Linked DNA regions of Homo sapiens: region 1 is linked to region 2. Evidence: chromatin loops called from intact Hi-C (ENCODE). Cell type or tissue: endothelial cell of umbilical vein. All regions are shown on one strand. Each heading gives the region's core, and the rest is flanking DNA. Links, peaks and the distances in the headings are about the cores only.

Region 1 (5,385 bases), core at 142-5,141, 90 kb after region 2:
TATTTCCTGAATGGTATTGCCTATGTTTTCTTTTAGGATTTTTATGGTTTTAGGTCTAGCATGTAAGTCTTTAATCCATCTTGAATTAATTTTTTATAAGGTGTAAGGAAGGGATCCAGTTTCAGCTTTCTACATATGGCTAGCCAGTTTTCCCAGTGCCATTTATTAAATAGGGAATCCTTTCCCCATTGCCTGTTGGCCACCATAGCTTCAAGTCAACACTGCAAGGTCTACTGGGTATTGGAGCATGCATTAAACACCTTTGGTCTTTCTTCTATTTGTGTTTTCACTGGGTAATGAGGTTCTCACGGGCACCACCTTTGGCTCCACTGGATGTTCATCCCTTCCTTCCTGGGTTTCCTATTTTGCAAATGGTGCCATAATCTGTCCAGTTGTCCATGCCAGAAGCCTTGACTCTTTCTTCCAATAAATAATAAAAGAGTTGTGTATTATAAAGGCTTCATATCTCTCTGGAGCATCCACTTTTTTTTTTCCTTATCTCTACTTGAGTTATGGTCACCATCATTTCTGGACTGGATTGTTGCAACTTCTTCTTTGGATTGAACCTGTTTCAAGGCTTGCTTCTCTCAAATTACCTTTCACACTGCAACCATAATGCTATATATTTATAAGACAAATATAATTGTGAGATGATGTCAGTGGGAATAGCAGAATAATGCCCTCCAAAAATCTCCACAAAAATAGAGAACACTGTCAAAAAATAGTCAGAATCAACTCTTTGTTTTTTGTTTTTGTTTTTATTTTTGTTTTTCAGAACTCTGTGTATCAACCCAACGCTTGAAGTAATATAGAGAGTGTTCATTCAAGAAAAATAGTAAGAATAGTGAGTTCTGTCATGTTTCAACCTGCCCCTTTCTCATTACCCCCACTCTGCAGTAACCTTGAAAACCAAAAAACTAAAATCACTATGAAAACTAGCAGCCTGGAAGCCACTGAAGGCAGCTGAATGGAGTTAGAGCCCCTTAAAAGTCCCATTTCTAAAACAATGTCATTATTTGACCTGTCTAGTGGTGCCCTGGGAGATCCCACTTACAACTCAGGAATGGAAAACCAAATAGTGTATTTTCTCATTTCTTAGTGGGAGCTAAGCTATGCGGATGCAAAGGCATGAGACCGATATAATGGACAGAGGAACTGGGAGGGGGGAAGATTGGGAGGGGGATGAAGGATAAAAGATGATACATTGGGTCCTGTGTACTCTGCTTGGGTGATGGGTGCACTAAAATCTCAGAGAACACCACTACATAACTAATCCATGTAACCAAAAACCACCTGTACCCCAAAAACTATTGAAATAAAAATAAAAATTTAAAAAGGAACAAGGTAATGAAAAAGAATAAATATAGTACTAGTTTAAAAGAAAGAAAAATCCTGAAATCTTCCCCACTGTTTCTAAGAGTCCTCTTTTTCCTCAGCCTTTTCTTTACCTCCTCAGTCCTACAGAATTATGCACTGTTTCTTTGTTGGTGCAAGACTCCAAAAGCCTAAAATGTGGTGTTTTTACTGTTACTTAAAAAAAAAAAAAAACACCCTGGTATTCACACACACAATTATTCCTATTTGACTTTTCCTTTACTGTTGTTTCAGTTTCAGGAACTTTTACTGAAGATTCTGCAGAGAACATGCAGAGTCAGCATGCAGCCTTCCTTCCTGATTTTGATCACTCTTCCTTTTGCTCCTTCCTCTTTTAAAAAAATGTAAGATGCTTTTATTGGTGTCTTTGAGAGTCTGTTCTTTAGTGGATAATAATATCTCTGTTTTAGTCTGTCAAGCTTTGGTTAAAAAAACTCATTCCTACCCCCTTCCACATTATATTGAAAGGTGGAAAAAGTCCATTTAATAAACATTTAAAAACCCCATATATTCAGAACATTGGATGCATTATAAATGATCATCAAGTGTGGGCGTAAGAATGTTTAGAGTACCCCATCAGGTTTAAAGAGAAGATATATTTACACTGATTTCTGGCATGCAATTTATGTTCTTTAAATATCTAAAAGACTCATTTCTAAATCTTCTAGCTCCTGGAGAAGGGCTGTCTCTTTTTGAATTTTCTACAGCTGCTTTTTTTCCCAGCTGTTTGCCAGTTGCTGCTTGTTATTTCAGTTGTTTGATTGTTTTCAGTTTCTTAGGTTCTCATGTTTTCCCCGCTATCTTAAAATCTCTTCATGTTGGCTGAGAGAACAAATTTTGGGGTGTGTTTCCTGTTTTGCAGTGACTGGCTTCATGCTTCCTTTGTTCTTAGGGGATGTTTTGGGAAATGGCTTGTTATTTGCCCTTGTAGTTTCATATTCTCTGCGGCCCCTCCTCATGCAGCTTAAGATCAACGACTTGTTCATTTCTTCTAACTGGAGTTCTAAAAGTCATTGCAATATTGGCTCCTCACAGGGTACTTAGAACTGCTTGATAAGTTATTGATCTTATTGGAAATACTATGTCCAGAATTTTTCACTAAGGATTTCTGCATTTGATGGCGTGATATTCTTGTGCAAGATAGAGCTAGTATAATGGAAAATCTCGCACCCATTATTAACACATAACCTGGGGGCACATGTAGTAGTTGTTGCAAGACAGGTTCAGTATGCAAGTATCAGTCATGTATTACACCATATTAATAGAATGAAGGACAAAAATTGCATGATCATCTCACTGGATGCAGAAAAAACATTGTACAGCTCTTTATCTGGGCACCAAGCAAAGTATGTAAAATTTGAAGCCATAGGTTTGGAAATAAGTTTGTGGTTTTTAACACCCCACAATTTGTCCCCTTGATTTCCAAACCCCTGCAGTAGTAATATGTATGAATACAGTGGTAATATGTATGAAGGCTATAGTAGACTGTATTACAAGAGCCAGTTCCAAAGTCAAGTTTACAATCACACAGCAAGTAGAGAATTGCTGCTTTGACAAGAGTTTTCCTAGAGGGCCCAACTCATTATAAATGGGATCACTCTTCAGTATTTACATTATAGCATTTTATTTGTTGCAATATAGAAACATGTTTGTTATTGACAGTAGAAAACTATGGTTTTGTCAACATCTGCACTACCTATTACCAACTCACCAGTAGCTTTTAGATTGTATTTTAGTTCTCACTACTAATGTTACTTTGCCTCAAACCAGGAAACAGGCACCATCTTGGAAGCAAGGAGTAAGCCTTTACCAGGCACAGAATCTATTGTAAGATACTATTTGTAGAATAATATATTCAGTGAAAATATATTTCAAAATGAGACATTAAGGTTGAAACAGACATTAAGGTTGAAAAAGAAGGAGTTGCTGTGAATACAATCACACTTCAAGATAAGAAAATTTTCCTTCCTTCCTTCCTTCTTTCTTTCTTTCTCTTCTTTTTCTTCTTTCTTTTTTTCACATTTATTCCCCTTTTATTAACTGATTTGAAAGGCAACTTTAAAAAACAATGTGTATATTATTGTATTGTAGAATCTATAACATAGAAAAATATAATGTTTACTAGTAAAAGCACAGAGAAGGTGATGGGAATAAAGCTATATTGGAGTAAGAAAATGACAAGATGGGGGAGGAGCCAGTGGCCGAATAGGAACAGCTCCAGTCTACAGCTCCTAGCATGAGCGACGCAGAAGACGGGTGATTTCTGCATTTCTAACTGAGGTACTGGGTTCATCTCACTGGGGAGTGCAGGACAGTGGGTGCAGCACACTGTGCGTGAGCCAAAGCAGGGCAAGGCATTGCCTCACCTGGGAAGTGCAAGGGGTCAGGGAATTCCCTTTCCTAGTCAAAGAAAGGGGTGACAGACAGCACCTGGAAAATCGGGTCACTCCCACCCTAATACTGAGCTTTTCCAATGGGCTTAACAAACAGCACACGAGGAGATTATATCCCACGCCTGGCTCGGAGGGTCCCACGCCCACGGAGTCTCGCTCATTTCTAGCACAGCAGTCTGAGATCAAACTGCAAGGCAGCAGCGAGGCTGGGGGAGGGGCGCCCGCCATTGCTGAGGCTTGAGAAGGTAAACAAAGCAGCCAGAAAGCTCAAACTCGGTGGAGCCCACCACAGCTCTAGGAGGCCTGCCTGCCTCTGTAGGCTCCACCTCTGGGAGCAGGGCACAGACAAACAAAAGGCAGCAGTAACCTCTGCAGACTTAAATGTCCCTGTCTGACAGCTTTGAAGAGAGTAGTAGTTCTCCCAGCACGCAGCTTGAGATCTGAGAATGGGCAGACTGCCTCCTCAAGTGGGTCCCTGACCCCCGAGTAGCCTAACTGGGAGGCATACCCCAGGAGGGGCAGACTGACATCTTACACGGCCGGGTACTCCTCTGCAACAAAACATCCAGAGGAACGATCAGGAAGCAGCAATTGCGGTTCACCAATATCCACTGTTCTGCAGCCACCGCTGCTGATACCCAGGCAAAGAGGGTCTGGAGTGGACCTCCAGCAAACTCCAACAGACCTGCAGCTGAGGGTCCTGACTGTTAGAAGGAAAACTAACAAACAGAAAGGATATCCACACCAAAAACCCATCTGTACGTCACCATCATCAAAGACCAAAGGTAGATAAAACCACAAAGATGGGGAAAAAAACAGAGCAGAAAAACTGGAAACTCTAAAAATCAGAGAGCCTCTCCTCCTTCAAAGGAATGCAGCTCCTCACCAGCGACGGAACAAAGCTGGATGGAGAATGACTTCGACGAGTTGAGAGAAGAAGGCTTCAGATGATCAAACTACTCCGAGCTAAAGGAGGAAGTTCGAACCCATGGCAAAGAAGTTAAAAACCTTGAAAAAAAATTAGATGAATGGCTAACTAGAATAACCAATGCAGAGAAATCCTTAAAAGACCTGATGGAGCTGAAAGCCAAGGCACAAGAACTACATGATGAATGCACAAGCCTCAGTGGCCTATTCGATAAACTGGAAGAAAGGGTATCAGTGGTGGAAGATGAAATGAATGCAATTAAGTGAGAAGAGAAGTTTAGAGAAAAAAGAATAAAAAGAAATGAACAAAGCCTCCAAGAAATATGGGACTATGTGAAAAGACTACATCTACATCTGAATGGTGTACCTGAAAGTGACGGGGAGAATGGAGCCAAGTTGGAAAACACTCTGCAGGATATTATCCAGGAGAGCTTCCCAATCTAGCAAGGCAGGCCAACATTCAAATTCAGGAAATACAGAGAATGCCACAAAGATACCCCTCAAAAAGAGCAACTCCAAGACACATAATTGTCAGGTTCACCAAAGTTGAAATGAAGGAAAAAATGTTAAGGGCAGCCAGAGAGAAAGATCCGGTTACCCACAAAGGGAGGCCCATCAGACTAACAGTTGATCTCTCGGCAGAAACTCTACAAGCCAGAAGAGAGTAGGGGCCAATATTCAACATTCTTTT
Region 2 (5,385 bases), core at 105-5,104:
CGGTCCCTAAAACTATCTTCTACATCCCTAGTGGGAGTAGGAACAGCTCAAAGTGTTCAACAGAGTGCTGAGATTCTGTCATGTCTCAGACTGGATGGGCGGTTCGTGTTTTGTGTCTCAAGGTTTAAAGGAGTCTTTTGCCCTGCACGTTGAACCCACCGGGGGTGGAGGGCAGGAGAGGGAGGATGAGAATTGGCCTGTACTGCCCTTTTCAGTAGTAGAGACACCTGTACTATCTTCTGAAGCAGAAACAGAGACCCTAATAGTTAGGCAGGAATATCATCACCCCTATTCAGCCTGAAGAAGTTACAGAAGACAGATCTTCATCCCTCTGCAACCCTTAGGATTAAGGGTCCTCTTGTAAAGGGGGAGATATGTCAGAGGCATTCAAACCAGGGCCGTTTCACTTGTTTCTGGGACTTCAACAAGCTGTTCACTCTCATGCTGCTCCTTTTCATGTTTCTAATGTTCACCCTCACACACTGCTCCCTGGGCTGCTCTCTTTGGGTGGTGATGGAATGAGAGACTGGAGAAGGATAAGCCTCGATTTGCTCTCTGTGTGCCTTCTGTTAATCAGAAAGAGCCAGCCTCTCATTATCAATGGAAAGTTTTACCCTGCGGTAATTAACCAAAGAGACAGAAGCTGAGTTACAGGTTGCAGAGCAGACGCTTCAGCAACGGCATGCCTCCCGGCTACAGCCACAAAAACTTTTTGCTTCTGCTTTGCTAGATTTACTAACGTGGGGGCGAGGGTATGCTTGTGTTTTCACAGCAAATGAACAAACCATGTGGGTGCCCTCAAGGTGTGTACAACCATGGAACAGGAGATTGGAGGGAACCATGGATCCCAGCCACAGGCCTGGTTCCCCCAGTGTGAGCCATGAGCCAGTTGAATCTGAATGTGAAGACGAACGAACCACCAACCAGCAATTGAAGGCTGCACATTTTGCAATTGCCTTATTCAATTAATTCAAAAACAAAAAGGGAGAAATGTTGGAGGACAAAAGATTGAGGGTCGTGGTCAATTCAGCATACCACTGGAGGCTATATGAGTAGGCAGCAAACTGTTTCTCAAATGCAGAATGTTGGCAGACCGACAAACTGTGTCTTCCACCCAGAAGGGATACTGAGGGCAGTGACGGCCAAGTGCAATGTTTGTTGTGATTAGGTACATCTGAAGCCTGTTAGTAATAATGTGAACCTGTGTTCAATTAAGCAGCTGACCAATCATTACCTTCTGCTCCCTGGTCATTCTACCCAATAAATACGAAGCGTGGTAGAAGCTCAGGGGCGGCCTTTGCTCACTAGAAGCAGGGAGCCCTTTTCTTCTTCCCCAGTTCCCTTTCCTTTAAAATGGTTTCTTTTGTCTTAAGTTTTCATTTCTATGTTCGTCCCTTCATTCAGTCTTGTAATGACGGTCTCAAGTAGTAACAGTAGTAACTGTCATAGTGACAGTCTCAAGTAATAACCATGGCAGTCAGCCACAAGATGATTTGGCACTGCTGAAGCATTCATAGAGCAGCATTCATCATCTATCTGACCTTTTTGTGGGAAATGTTTCCTAGCCCATTCAAGACACTTATGCTCATTGATGCTGGGTATACCCAGGACAAAGTAGTTTTGATCTTGTATTTTGACTACTTGCTATCTGTCTCCTACAGTTATGGCTGATGAAGAACACTTCCTTATTCACCATTGGATTCCAATATCCTGGAGTGTGTGAAGCACTCGTTAAATATTTTTCACCCATTTGGCAGTGGTACATCCCCCTTGCCCTTGGAGAATGGTAAAACTTGGCTCAAGCTGCATTTCCACAGCACACAGAATCCAAACTCCCTCCTGCAGGGAGCTTTCTGCACTCACTTCCTCATCCTTCCCCTACTTCCTCCTGCGTGTGCCACTGTCCTCTGTCTTACCCCATTTCATGCACTTGCAGTTCATTCACTTGAAGTTCAGTTTTCTGCCTAGTTTCCACCATCATAATAGTGATCAGCATTATGTAAGCTTCAGCAGCTTTCCTAGAGATTTTGAGTTACAGGGGAAGGTACCAAAGACAGCACTGGGCATTTCTATACCAAGCTCACTCTCCTCCCTCTGGCTTGGAAAGAGAAACTGTTTATCCCTCTACACCCAGGAGGAAACAACTCTGGAGTTGCTTAATAAATTGTCATCTTCTCAGGAATGCAGATGACTGATCAATTCCAGGATGTTAGAGAGCCTGACACCCACTGGAGCACTTCCTACTATTGTTTTAACTTTCCAAAAACAAGAAACAGACTGTCCTTTCCCCTTTGCCCTGTGGTGACCAGACATGACCTTCATTTTTGCTTTCTCTTTCCACTCTACAGTCACCAATGAAGGTCTCCTTCTGGCAGCTCTGCCTGGGTCAGATTCTGTTGGTTTTCTCTCCTGGGGCTGTCACTCTGTGGTTGTCAGGTGGCCCAGGATGGGGAATAACTCCCTTCTGTTCCAGTAGGAGGATTAAGACACTTACTTTGAGCTCTGGTCCCAGCTCTGGTCTCTACTCCATCTTTATTAGAAAGTCATATCCTTCTGGTAAAAAGACGGTATTTTGCCTGATTTGATTGAGTTCTTTGTGTGTTCTATGTCCTTCGGAATCCTGCAGGGGAGAAGGGTCTTTGGCACCCTGTCATTTACTAGGAATGTTGGAAATAGGGGAAATGCCTTGAACATTAGGTGTTAGGAATGCCAATTCCCAGGTTCCACTCTACACCTACTTCCTCAGAAAGTTTGTATTTTAACAAGCTTAAATGCATGCTAATGCTAGAGGTTCTTTGAGAATGCAATATTTGCTTCATAGACATATAGAAAAATCAGCTGCCAACATTCAAAAACATTAATAGAATTTTTTCAGCCATGTTAGCCTGAGTACTTTCTTCAGAATGGATTGTCTGCATTTTATCATTTCTCCAATTTCCATGTCAAGGCCCAGGTTTCCAGGTTACTAGACACTAGCGTTTTATACAGAAGTCTAGGTAATAAGATATGGAAACCCACATCCTCTTCTAGGGGAAAAGAGCCAGAGGGGAATGCAGAAAAATAAAGCAGTCAGATGTGTATCCTGAGTTTTGTCTCTCCAGATGTTGGCTCAGGAAATAGATATATTAGATATCAGAGTTCTACCCATCCCTTGAACCTTGGTCTGGGGAGTACTTTCAGAGTAACAGTCTTTCTAATGTGGCTGTGGCCACGTGTAGTTCCTCATTTTGAGGATCTAAACACCTTTACTTTTTGTCTGGTTTTCATCACTCTATGTTGCTTTCCAATATTTTATTCTTTTTAAAAAAATTATACTCTAAGTTCTGGATACGTGTGCAGAACGTACAGGTTTGTTACATAGGTATACACGTGCCATGGTGGTTTGCTACACCCATCAACCCGTCATCTATATTAGGTATTTCTCCTAATGCTGTCCCTCCCTCAGCCCCCCACCCCACAACAGGCCCCGGTGTGTGATGTTCCTCTTCCTGTGTCTATGTGTTCTCATTGTTCAACTCTCACTTATGAGTGAGAACATGCAGTGTTTGGTTTTCTGTTCCTGTGTTAGTTTGCTGAGAATGATGGTTTCCAGCTTCATCCTTGTCCCTGCAAAGGACATGAGCTCATCTTTTTTAATGGCTGCATAGTATTCCATGGTATGTATGTGCCACATTTTCTTTATCCAGTCTACCATTGATGGGCATTTGGGTTGGTTCCAAGTCATTGCTATTGTGAATAGTGCTGCAATAAACATATGTGTGCATGTGTCTTTATAGTAGAATGATATATAACCCTTTGGGTTTATACCCAGTAATGGGATTGCTGGGTCAAATGGTATTTCTGGTTCTAGATCCTTGAGGAATTGCCACACTATCTTCCACAATGGTTGAACTAATTTACACTCCCACTCTTGGGTATACACCCAAGGGATTATATATCATTCTACTATAAAAATGAAAAAGCGTTACTATTTCTACACTTTTACACTGTTGGTGGGCGTATAAATTAGTTTGACCATTGTGGAAGACAGTGTGGCAATTCCTCAAGGATCTAGAACTAGAATTACCATTCGACCCAGCCATCCCATTACTGGGTATATATACCCAAAGGATTATAAATTATTCTACTATAAATGCACATGCACACATATGTTTATTGTGGCACTATTCACAATAGCAAAGACTTGGAACCAACCCAAATGTCCATCAGTGATAGACTGGATTAAGAAAATGTGGCCCCTATACACCATGGAATACTATGCAGCCATAAAAAAGGATGAGTTCATGTCCTTTGTAGGGACATGGATGAAGCTGGAAACCATCATTCTCAGCAAACTATCACCAGGACAGAAAACCAAACACCACATGTTCTCACTCATAGGTGGGAATTGAACAATGAGAACACATGGACACAGGGTGGGGAACATCACACACTGGGGCCTGTTGTGGGGTGGGGGGAAGGGGGAGGGATAGCATTAGGAGAAATACCTAATGTAAATGAGGAGTTGATGGGTGCAGCAAAACAACATGGCACATGTGTACCTATGTATCAAACCTGCATGTTGTGCACATGTACTCTAGATCTTAAAGTATACTAATAAAAAATACATATATTTTTAAAAAGTGTTCCTATTTCTCCACATCCTCTCCAGCATCTGTTGTTTGCTGACTTTTTAATGATGGCCATTCTAAGTATTATGAGATGGTATCTCATTGTGGATTTGATTTGCATTTTTCTAATGAGCAATGATGATGAGTTTTTTCATGTTTTTTGGCGCATAAATGTCTTCTTTTGATAAGTGTCTGTGGATGTTGTTTACCCACTTTTTGATGGGGTTGTTTGTTTTTTTCTTGTAAATTTGTTTATGTTCCTTGTAGATTTGGATATTAGCCGTTTGTCAGATGGATAGATTGCAAAAATTTTCTCCCATTTTGTAGGTTTCCTCTTCACTCTGATGATAGTTTCTTTTGCTGTATAGAAGCTCTTTAGTTTAATTAGACCCCATTTGTCAATTTTAGCTTTTGTTGCCATTGCTTTTGGTGTTTTAGTCATGAAGTCTTTGCCCATGCCTACGTCTTGAATGGTATTGCCTAGGTTTTCTTCTAGGGTTTTTATGGTTTTAGGTTTTATGTTTAAGTCTTTAATCCATCTTGAGTTAATTTTTATATAAGGTGTAAGGAAGGCATCCAGTTTCTGTTTTCTGCATATGGCTAGCCAGTTTTCCCAACACCATTTATTAAATAGGGAATCCTTTTCCCATTGCTTGTTTTTGTCAGGTTTGTCAAAGACCAGATGGTTGTAGTTGGATGGCATTATCTTTGAGGCCTCTGTTCTATTCCATTGGTCTATATATCGGTTTCAGTATCAGTATCATGCTGTTATATT

Evidence for each region. A loop is a pair of places that touch in the nucleus more often than their neighbours do. Peaks named below come from ENCODE experiments on the same cell type or tissue, not always from the same donor. Only the 100,000 strongest peaks of a DNase experiment are listed, where the experiment ranks them.
Region 1: it touches region 2 in a loop (10-fold over the local background); 2 of 110 quality-filtered maps call a loop at or near these places.

The regions. Positions count from the first base shown.
Region 1 is chr7:150,674,815-150,680,199 of GRCh38, forward strand. All of the region lies in intron 2 of LOC124901774 (a long non-coding RNA gene), which reads right to left. It also overlaps the pseudogene EIF2AP3. Among named protein-coding and RNA genes, the nearest start is that of GIMAP2, 8.2 kb to the right of the region's middle. In endothelial cell of umbilical vein, for the core only: no CTCF peak of the experiment used is centred there; a DNase peak (open chromatin) is centred at 2,127; H3K27ac peaks cover 1,908 bases.
Region 2 is chr7:150,584,740-150,590,124 of GRCh38, forward strand. No RefSeq gene overlaps it. Among named protein-coding and RNA genes, the nearest start is that of GIMAP4, 20 kb to the left of the region's middle. RefSeq lists an enhancer at 1,787-1,966. In endothelial cell of umbilical vein, for the core only: no CTCF peak of the experiment used is centred there; a DNase peak (open chromatin) is centred at 2,232; H3K27ac peaks cover 3,373 bases.